Regions from separate parts of the Homo sapiens genome. Here region 2 is linked to region 1. Evidence: read pairs that join two places in POLR2A ChIA-PET (ENCODE). Cell type or tissue: MCF 10A. All regions are shown on one strand. Each heading gives the region's core, and the rest is flanking DNA. Links, peaks and the distances in the headings are about the cores only. Region 1 overlaps BAHD1 (bromo adjacent homology domain containing 1). Region 2 has its middle 4.9 kb from the start of VPS18.

Evidence for each region. ChIA-PET counts read pairs that join two places held together with the same protein. Peaks named below come from ENCODE experiments on the same cell type or tissue, not always from the same donor. Only the 100,000 strongest peaks of a DNase experiment are listed, where the experiment ranks them.
Region 2: POLR2A ChIA-PET joins it to region 1 with 5 read pairs; 2 of 35 experiments call an interaction of 5 or more read pairs at or near these places.

The regions. Positions count from the first base shown.
Region 1 is chr15:40,453,912-40,459,280 of GRCh38, reverse strand. BAHD1 (bromo adjacent homology domain containing 1) reads right to left here. Exons shown (of 7, transcript NM_014952.5): 2 at 1-830. The coding sequence starts at 816. Among named protein-coding and RNA genes, the nearest start is that of CHST14, 14 kb to the left of the region's middle. In MCF 10A, for the core only: no CTCF peak of the experiment used is centred there; DNase peaks (open chromatin) are centred at 2,730, 3,990 and 4,240.
Region 2 is chr15:40,886,906-40,892,274 of GRCh38, reverse strand. No RefSeq gene overlaps it. Among named protein-coding and RNA genes, the nearest start is that of VPS18, 4.9 kb to the left of the region's middle. RefSeq lists silencers at 231-280, 1,549-1,598. In MCF 10A, for the core only: no CTCF peak of the experiment used is centred there; no DNase peak of the experiment used is centred there.

The DNA of each region.
Region 1 (5,369 bases), core at 104-5,103:
TGGGCCTGCAGCCTCCCCAGAGCTGGCCCCCTGCCAAGCCTTGGGATAGTTCTTGCCATTGACCTTGGGCCACTTTGGCCTCGGGGCCTTGGGTGCTGGGGGCTCAGTGGAGCGCCCATCTACTTCTGCATGGGCACGAGGCAGCCGCAGGGGTAGCTCCCGCTCCTGGCTCAGTTTTAGGAAAGCAGCTGCGTTCAGGCTAGCCAGTCTCTTGGGAGCTGGGTCTCCATCTCGGCGGGGACCTTCATCGGGTGCTGGCTCTGGAGACAGGTCCCGACTTCCTCCTCCAAGGTCCCCCAGCCGGGGCCGCTTCTTGGAGGAGGACCAGCCCCCAGTAGCACGATCACGGTCACGGCTGCGGTGGGGATCCCCTGCTCGACTGCGGCGGGTGCCTGCCAGGCTGCTGGTGTCCTCTCGCTCCAGCAGCAGGTTATTGAGAGCTTCAGCATTGAGGGAGGCCAGGCGCCGCTTGCGGGGCTGGGCAAGGCCAGGGTCTTCACTGGATGGGGCCGGGCTGGGGGGCTTGGGCAGGTCAGGCGGTAGCTCATCAGCCTCATCTGCACTCCGGGGACCGGCCACATTCTCCAGGCGAGTCAGCAGCACTTTGCAGGCCTTGGGCTTCTCAGGAACCAATGGGCGCTTACGAAGTGGGTAATTCTTGCGGCGCCCTGTGAGGTGACCTGGGCTCTCGGGCATGCCTGGCTCCACACCCTCAACCCCCTGCTCCATGTTGCTGTCTTCCATCTGCAGGGGCTCTCGGCGGCCAGTGAGGCCCGAACTCAGCATGGGAAGGGACTTTCTCCGAGTGTGTGTCATGGAGTACTTCCAACCTGCAGGACAGAAGGTGGGCAATGAGAGAAGCCCTCTCTGGCCTGCTCCTGCCTGCTTTCTCTCCCACTGCAGCCTACCCAGCCCCAGGTGCAGTGATCCTGGCCTACAACTACCCTGTCTCCAGTATGGATTTTCCTGGGACTCCCTTTCCAGAGTGTGAAGGGGCAGTGGAATCAAGCTACCAGCAGCTGTGCAAGGACTGGTTCCTCCTCTTTCCTTTTAGCCTAGGGTATCTCTGAACTAAGCCCCTGAAGAGCCTAGGGAGCAAGGCAGACCCCAGGGACAGGGGATAGGAGGAGCTGGTGGCAAAGCTCTTTGTTCTCTCCCCCTGTCCTTCTCTCACTAGATATTCATCACAGGATAGGAAGAGGCTCTGAAGACAGAGCCTCCCAAGATGGGGGACTGGGTGGTAGAAGTCCATTTATTCTTTCTTCTTTTTTTCTTTTTTTGAGAGACGGAGTCTCGCTGGAGTGCATTGGTGAGATCTTGGCTCACTGCAAGCTCCGCCTCCCAGGTTCACGCCATTCTCCTGCCTCAGCCTCTCGGGTAGCTGGGACTACAGGTGCCCGCCACCACGCCCCGCTAAATTTTCTTTTGTATTTTTAGTAGAGAGGGGGTTTCACCGTGTTAGCCAGGGTGGTCTCGATCTCCTGACCTCGTGATCTGCCCGCCTCGGCCTCCCACAGTGCTGGGATTACAGGCGTGAGCCACTGCCCCCGGCCAGGAGTCCATCTATTCTTCCAAAAGTATAACCAAGGCATTAACAATCCCCTCCCCAAACGCAGGGCTTCTGAGGTTGGCCACAGGAGGACAAGAAGACAGACAGTGAAGAGCTGAGATGGGGACCCTGCCTGCTGGGCCATGAAGGCAAAGTTCAGTCTCTGAGGACTCCTCCCCTGGCATATAAAGCAAGACTGCCACAACCTGGGTCTAGCTGGAAAAGCTCTATCAAGGGTGAAGGCCTGGCTTTGAGGGGCCCATGGTGGAGAGGTCTCAGCTTTGAGGGGCCCATGGTGGAGAGGTCTCAGCTTTGAGGGGCCCATGGTGGAGAAGTCTCATTTGAACTTTGGTTCAAATTCCAGGCAAGAGCAGCCCAAAGGGTGCCAGTACCCAGGGCAAGGGTAACAGTAAGGCCAGGATCAGCATATTCCTGGGGGTAGAGAAAACCCAGGGACGGTGCGTAGACCTGCCATACAGCTTTAAACCCCTGAAGGCCACAAACAGTTGGGAAAAGAAAGTATCAAAGAGAAGCACTAACACAGGAGACAAATGAGCTGCCTTGTTAGTCGTGCTCGGTTCTCCCTCTTTGTAGGCAGGGGCAGGATGCAAGGAGGTGGGGGAAGCCCAGAGCCCCTGACAGAAAATGCATATGACCAGGCATCATCCCCTAACTTTGCTTGGCAAAACACTCCAACATACACCTGCGGCAGCCTGGGCCCCAGTTCTGAGTGAGAGGCCAGAGCTGGCTGTGCACTGGAAGCTGGCATGGCCAAGACAATGAAGAACTGCAGAGGGCGGTGGTCAGAGACTACGGAGCTGTTCACTTCCTACCATTCAACCCAAAGCACAGGGGCTGGCAAGTAAGGTGCCAGACAAGTTCTGTCCCTCACCAGGTACTCCTGCAACCCATCCCCACCCAGCGGGCCCAGGTTTTTCAGCTTAATTTCCCCACTGCTATTGCTGTTCACACTCATTCTACAGAGGAACTGAGAGCAGTCCCTGCTGTGCCAGGATTTAACCCTGAAAGTCTCAAGCCTGAGGGCTCCCAGGGATTCCTGAATCTTTCCCTGTTAGCTCCCATGGCCTTGGGCCAGTGGGTGGGGTCACTGGACACCTCCTCTCCAGAGATATGCTGCATTAATTGAGAAAGAGTGCTCAGAAAACCAGGCTGAGGGTGGTGTGGGCAACCTTCACCCCTGAGAAAGGACACGGAAAACTGGAAAGGAGAGGCAGCGTGCCAGGCTTTGCTCTGGCCACGTGCGGGGACTTGCCACTGCTCAGAGACCAGGCCCCGGGCAAGACAGAGTCACAGAAGGCAAACCCATTCATTCCTGAAGCACAGGTGGAGAGCTCCTAAAAAATCCCAGGCATCTGCTAGGCTCCGTAAGTCTCTTTCCTGCTTCTAATCAGGGTGACCACCCGTCCCTGTCTGCTCAGCAGGCTTATTGGCAATGCCGGGCGTGGTGGCTCATGCCCATAATCCCCACACTTTGAGAGGCCCAGGCGGATGGATCATGATGTCAGGAGATCAAGACCATCCTGGCTAATACAGTGAAACCCTGTCTCTAATAAAAATACAAAAAAAAAAATTTAGCCAGGCGTGCTGGCATGAGCCCGTAGTCCCAGCTACTTGGGAGGCTGAAGCAGGAGAATCACTTGAACCCAGGAGGTGGAGGTTGCAGTGAGCCAAGATCGTGCCACTGCACTCCAGCCTGGGCAACAGAGTGAGACTCCATCTCAAAACAACAACAACAACAACAACATCATCCCATTTCTTATAACCCACAGGCCCTTCTCTCATATCCAGGCACCCCTGTGCTGGAGGTGGAGGAGCATGCAACGAGAAGCAGCAGAAGCACATCAGTATCTCCTAGGGAGCCCAGGTCCAGCCCTCCCCAACTCCCAAATGGCCTGGAGATGATGGATAAGTGAACAGACCATGCATTTGAGCACGGGCCAAAGCCCCTCAACAGGCCCCAAGTTACCAGAGGGGCTAGGCCTGGGAACGGCTGGGAGCCAAGGTGGAGATCACCTGGGCTTGTCGTCTTTGAGGATAAGGACACAGTACAGAGTAAGGAGAAGGCGGCTGGGAAAGACAGCACAGGGAGGTGCTGTCAGGCCTGGCTACTGGAAGCGTTCTTAGCAGGGGGATGATTGGCCACCCCTGACCTCCAGCTGGCTGGGAGACTGGCTGCATGGGCAGATGGTCCTCAGATCTTTGGATAGTTGTCCCCACTCAGTCTTCCCCTCTCAACACACAGAAGTCCCAAGCAGAGAGAGGTGGGAAGGGAGTCAGTGCCTTGACTACACAGCTTCCACTTTCAGGAGTCTGAGCCCAGAACCTTTGAGAATCTGTTCCCTGTGGACTAATCTTGCTCTTTAACCTCTCATTCAGCTTTCCAGTCCCTCAGGGACACCCACTACTCCCCTGGGGGGTAGGGTGCTGACGATCCCAGGAAGCGTCTGAATCACAGGGTGCGAGTCACATTTCCAAATCCAGCAGAACAGCCTCCTGCTAGACTCCCTAAAATCTGCCAAATCCCCTGTCACTCGCTAAAAACACCCAAGGCCATCAAAAGCACGTCGCAAAATAGCTCCTAGCTTTCCTGTGGTGCAAAGTCCAGCCACTCGGCATCTTAAGGAGAGGCTGGGGTCTCTGCTGCCTGCCTCTCGCTGCACTCCATTCTGGGGAGAGCATGTGTGAGTCATGCTTTGAAGTCAGATGAAGAAACAAGAAGCTCGGCTGCAACTTTTTCCCTGGGGTGGGGCTGGGTGGAGGGGCTACAAGCCTGCCAGGGCCCCTCCAAACCACAAGGGATGGCCCAGCTACAGGGCTGGTTGGGGAGAGGGGATCCCAGCAAAGTGGTAGGCTTGGTTCCCCTCTCCCAGCCCCACCAATCCTCCTGCTGCCCCTCCCAATTACGCACTATCCACCCAGAAACTTTCAACCACTGCTAGGGCACAAGGTGCGCTGGGTTCTCTCAGCACTATCCCCTCCTCTCTGGGAAGCTCTGTCCTCCCAGACACGGGTGGTCCATGCCCTCTTGGGAAGGTCTCTAGGAGGGATTCCCAGGACACTTTCCTGACACTAAAAGATGTCAAGAAAGCTCTCACTGGAGAAAACCAGTCTGATTGTCTCCAGCTCTGACACAGCTGCCAGGAAGGATAGTGGCTGGCTGGTGGACATCCAGGCCAAAGACCCAGAGAACCACAGGTTGAATCCCAAATCCTCAGAAGTGTACTCTAAAGACAGTAAACAGGCCACCTTCACCTCAGGGGCATCAGGATCTCAAAATCGAGGGGGAGGTCAGGCCCAGCTAAACTGTCATAGTAGGGTCTGAGTGTAGTCATCTCCACAGAAGCAGAAAGGGACAGACAGATGCCCTGCTCTGGCCCTCAAGCTGCAGCAGCACCATACAGCAACCCCACCAGCACAAGCAGAGCACAACCAAGGTGCTTCATGCCGGGCTGAAGGTTCAAGGGAGAGTCAGAGGCCCAGGGGAGCACGGGGTGCTGGCACTGCTCTGGGGAAACAAGGGTGAGGGCCTGGAAGGGCAGGTCACAGCCCAGATCACTCCCACAAGCAGAGGCTGCCTGGGGCAGGAAGTGGCCCTCAGTTGTGGTTGCTGCTCTCCCCTTACCCACCCAGCTCTGGGTTGCACCCCGCACACCATCCTGAGGGTTTCAGGACTACACTTTAAATTTTGCTTTTCAGGCTTCTTTGGTTTTTCTTTTTTGTTGTTTTTTGTTTTTGTCTGAGACAGGGTCTTGCTTTGTTGCTCAGGCTGGAGTGCAGTGGCGCAATCATGGATCATGGT
Region 2 (5,369 bases), core at 312-5,311, 430 kb before region 1:
AATGTGACTTTCATCTGACAGTCTCTCTCAAGTCCTCCTCCTTCCTGAAGCCTCTCTGGATCCCTCAGAACTCTTTTTAGAGATGGGATCTTGCTCTGTCACCCAGGCTGGAGTGCAGTGATGTGATCATAGCTCATCTAAACACCTGGGCTCAAACCATTCTCCTGTCTCAGCCTTCCCAGTAGCTGGGATTACAGGTGCGAGCCACTGCGCCCAGCTGGCTTTTCTTATTCTGGCCACTTGGGGGCCCCTAATGATGCAGTGTGGACATTTTGCTTTGATAGAAACTGCAGGAAATAACCCAGTGATTTCTGAGCATGAAGATACAGAGGTGCCTTAGGGAACTCACAGCTAGAGACATACGCACCAGCCTCTAGTCCTCAGAGTCATTGTAGCAGTTACCATGAGACAGGTAACAGGTGACTGCTAAGCCAATGAGAGAGAGGATCTGTGTAAGAAAGCAGTTGAATTTGACCTAAGACTTGAAGAGCATGTAGGACCTCTAAGGGCAAAAAGAGAAGGTATTATGCAGTCCTCAAGAAAACCAAGAGCAGGGCTGAGCACGGTGGCTCACACCTGTAATTCCAGCACTTTGGGAGGCTAAGGTGGGAGGATCACTTGAGTCCAGTAGTTTGAGACCAGCCTAGCCAACGTGGCAAAACCCCATCTCTATTAAAAATACAAAAACTAGCCAGGTGTGGTGGTGCATGCCTGTGGTCCCAGCTACTCGGGAGGCTAAGGCAGGAGAATCGCTTCAACCTGGGAGGCAGAGGTTGCAGTGAACCAAGGTTGTGCCACTACACTACAGCCTGGGTGACAGAGTGAGACTCTGCCTCAAAAAAAGAAAAACAGAAAGGAAAGAAGGAAGGAAAAAGGAAAGGAAAGGAAAAGAAAACAGCAATGGCCTGCAAGCAGTGTGATTTTGGGGTACAACGGTGGAGTGCTAGGGAGTGGAGGGAATGAGGCGGGCTGTGGCCAGGTTGCAAAGTTATTCAATGCGCCATGGGAAGGTTTTGGTTGGGGTTGAGAGAGTATATGATGTGGGTTCTGGAAAAATGGGTGGTGGCTTAGGTGGAGATCCCCTCAGAGCAGATGAGACCCGAGCAGAGGCAAAGGAGAAGCAGTGAGGACCCAAACAGGAGAAAGAACATAGGCTGGGGAGAACTTTCCGAAGAAGGGCCCCCAGGACTTGGTGTCAAGTTAGATTTGAGAAGTGACAGAAGAGTGCAGGATGACTCCTGGGGAGACCTGGCAGATGGTGGCAGTGACATAATGGTCAAGGAGGAGGATCCCGGTGAAGAGGGGTGGGGTCACTTGATTGAGCTCAACCTGGACAGTGGCACATGAGACAACTGCAGGGCACTCCGTGGAGGAGCCCAGACCATGGGCACACTCTTCCAGGACACTCACTAACTCACTCATAAACAGTTGTTAAAAGTTGCATGAATGAGCTCTCTCATGTCTCAGTTTCTATATTTGTAAGGTGAGTATTGTGAGTATAATAGCATATTATGCAAATCACCCAAAGCTGTGCCTCAATACAAAATGCTCTATACAAGTTAACTACCAGTAGTAATTGTTGACTTAGTTAAGACCAAGATTAAAAGGAATGATTTAATTGACTTAATTAAAAATAAATTTTCTGGTTGGGTGCAGTGGCTCACACCTATAATCCCAGCAGTTTGGGAGGCTGAGGCAGGAGGATCACTTGAGTCCAGGAGTTCAAGACCAGCCTGGGCAACATAGTGAGAACTTGTCTCTATTAAAAAAAAAAAAAAAAAGATTTTCTGTTTGAAATAATTTAAAATTTACAGGCCGGGCGCAGTGGCTCATGCCTGTAATCCCAGCACTTTGGGAGGCCGAAGCGGGCGGATCACAAGGTCAGGAGATCGAGACCATGCTGTCTAACATGGTGAAACCCTGTCTCTACTAAAAATACAAAAAAAATTACCTGGGCGTGGTGGTGGGCGCCTGTAGTCCCAGCTACTCGGGAGGCTGAGGCAGGAGAATGGCGTGAACCCGGGAGGCGGAGCTTGCAGTGAGCCAAGATCGTGCTACTGCACTCCAGCCTGGGCGACAGAGTGAGACTCTGTCTCAAAAAAATAAATAAATAAAATAAAAATTTACAGAAAAATTGAGAAGATAGATCAGAGAGTTCCTATATACCTCATGTGCAGTCTCCTTTAGTATGAATATCTTACATTAGTATGGTGCCATTGTTAAAATTAATGAACCAATATTGACATATTATTATTAACTAAAGTTCATACTCTATTCAAATTTCCTTAGTGTTTTTTTTTTCTTTCTTTCTTTTTAGACGGGGTCTCACTCTGTAGCCCAGGCTGTAGTGCACTGGCTCAATCATGGCTCACTGCAGCCTTTTTTTGTTTTGTTTTGTTTTGAGACAGAGTCTCGCTCTGTCACCCAGCCTGGAGTGCAGTAGCTTGATGCGGCTCACTGCAACTTCCACTTCCCAGGTTCAAGCGATTCTCTTGCCTCAGCCTCCTGAGTAGCTGGGATTACAGGCATGCGCCACCATGCCCAAATGATTTTTGTATTTTTAGTAGAGATGGGTTTCACCATGTTGGCCAGGCTGGTCTTGAGCTCCTGACCTCAGGTGATCCACCCGCCTCGGCCTCCCAAAGTGCTGGAATTACAGGTGTGAGCTACCAGGCCCGGCCTGACAGCCTTGACTTCCTGGGCTCAAGCGATCCTCTTGCCTCAGCCCCTCAAGTAGCGTGGACTACAGGTGCACACCACCACGCCCAGCTAATTTTTGTATTTTTTTTTGTAGAGAGATGGTTTTCCCATGTTGCCCAGGCTGGTCTTGAACTTCTAAGCTTAAGCTACCTGCCTGCTTTGGGCTCCCAAAGTGCTGGGATTACAAGTGTGAGCCAGTGTGCCCAGCCCTTAGTTTGAATGCCCTTTTTCTGGAACAGGATCTCATCCAGCATTCCACACTACATTCTCATCATACTATATGAAGGTGCATATCAGCTTGACTTAACACTATTGATCTTACTTTTGATTACCTGGCTGAAGGAGTGTTCTTCAGGATTCTCAAATGTAGTGTTTTTTTTTCACCCCTTTCCTATTTATTTATATCAGTAGAGAATTGTGGACATTTTTTTCTTTTTTCCCTTTTTATTTATTTATTTATTTATTCTTTTTTTGAGACTGAGTCTCACTCTGTTGGCCAGGCTGGAGTGCAGTGGTGCAATCTCAGCTCACAGCAACCCCCACCTCCTGGGTTCAAGCAATTCTCCTGTCTCAGCCTCCCAAGTAGCTGGGAATACAGGCGCGTGCCATCACGCCTGACTAATTTTTGTATTTTTAGTAGAGACGGGGTTTCACCATGTTGGCCAGGCTGGTCTCGAACTCCTGACCTCAAGTGATCCACTCACCTCGGCCTCCCAAAGTACTGGGTTTACAGGCATGAGCCACCGCGCCAGGTCTATTTTTATTTATTTATTTTTAACTTCCAGAACCCACCAATACTACTTTATATTATTACTCAGATTGTTCCTGTTTGGGCCACTAGAGTCTCTCTTTTTTATTTTATTTTATTTATTATTATTATTTTTTGAGACGGAGTCTGGCTCTGTCACCAGGCTGGAGTGCAGTGGCGCAATCTTGGCTCACTGCAACCTCTGCCTCCCTGGTTCAAGTAATTCTCCTGCCTGAGCCTCCTGAGTAGCTGGGACTACAAGGGCGCACCACCACGCCCAGCTAATTTTTGTATTTTTAGTAGAGACGGGTTTCACCATGTTGGCCAGGATGGTCTCGATCTCCTGACCTTGTGATCTGCCCGCCTCGGCCTCCCAAAGTGCTGGGATTATGGGCATCAGCCACTGTGCCCTGCCGGAGGCTTTTTCATTGATGCCTGTGTCCATTTGAAGTACAGCAGTTCCCCCTTATCTGTAGTTTTGCTTTCTGGGCTTTCAGTTGCCTGCAGTCAATAGCAGTCTGAAATAGGTGTGGATAATAGAATAATATATTTTGAGAGAGTGAGAACACATTCACCTAACTTTTATTTATTTATTTATTTTTGAGATGGAGTCTTGATCTGTTGCCCAGGCTAGAGTGCTATGGTGCAATCTCGGCTCACTGCAACCTCCACTTCCTGGGTTCAAGCAATTCTCCTGCCTCTGCCTCCCGAGTAGCTGGGACTACAGGCACCCACCACCATGCCTGGCTAATTTTAGTATTTTTAGTAGAGACGGGGTCTCACCATGTTGGCCAGGCTGGTCTCCAACTCATGACCTCAGGTGATCTGCCCACCTCAGCCTCCCAAAGTGTTGGGATTATAGGTGTGAGCCACCGCACCCAGCCTCACATAACTTGTTTGTTTTTTTTTTTTTTGAGACGGAGTTTCACTCTTGTTGCCCAGGCTGGAGTGCAATGGCGCTATCTCGGCTCACCACAACCTCCGCCTCCCGGGTTCAAGTGATTCTTCTGCCTCAGCCTCCCGAGTAACTGGGATTACAGGCATGTGCCACCATGCCCAGCTAATTTTGTATTTTTAAAAGTAGAGACAGGGTTTCTCCATGTTGGTCAGGCTGGTCTCGAACTCCCGACCTCAGGTGATCTGCCTGCCTTGGCCTCCCAAAGTGCTGGGATTACAGGCATGAGCCACCTCATCTGGCCTACATAGCTTTTATTACAGTCTGTTGTTATAACTGTCCTATATTATTATTGTTGTTAATCTCACAGTGGGCCTAATTTATAAATTAAATTTTATCACAGGTTATGTATAGGGAAAAACAGTCGTCATGTCTCCTTGGACTGCTCTTGACTGGCAGTTTTTAAGTTTTTCAGATATTCCTTGTTTTTGATTACCTTGATAATTTTGAGTACTAGGCAAGTATTTTGTTGAATGCTCTCTGTTGGAATTCATTTAATTTTTTTTCATGTTTAGACTAGGGCTATTTATGGTTTGGGGAGATAAAGAACCATTATCAACACCTCTCTATTATATCGAGGATACACACTATCAACATGATTTATCATCATGACTGATCACCTGACCAAGATAGTGCTTGTCAGGATTCTCCACTACAGAGTTACTCTTTTCCCTCCTTTCCATGCTGTACTGTTTGGAAGGAAGTCACTACACACCTACACACCCTGCACTTAAGGGGTGGGAGTTTTTGCTTCCTTGAGGGTGAAGTATCTGCATAAATCCTTTGGAATTCTGGCATTCTGGCCAGACATGGTGGTGCACACCTGTAGTCCCAGCTACTCGGGAGGCTGAGCCTGAAGAATCGCTAAGCAGAGGTTGCAGTGAGCTGAGATTGTGCCACTGCACTCCAGCCTATGTGACAGAGTGAGCCTGCTGTCTCAAAAAAAAAAAAAAAAAAAAAAAAGAC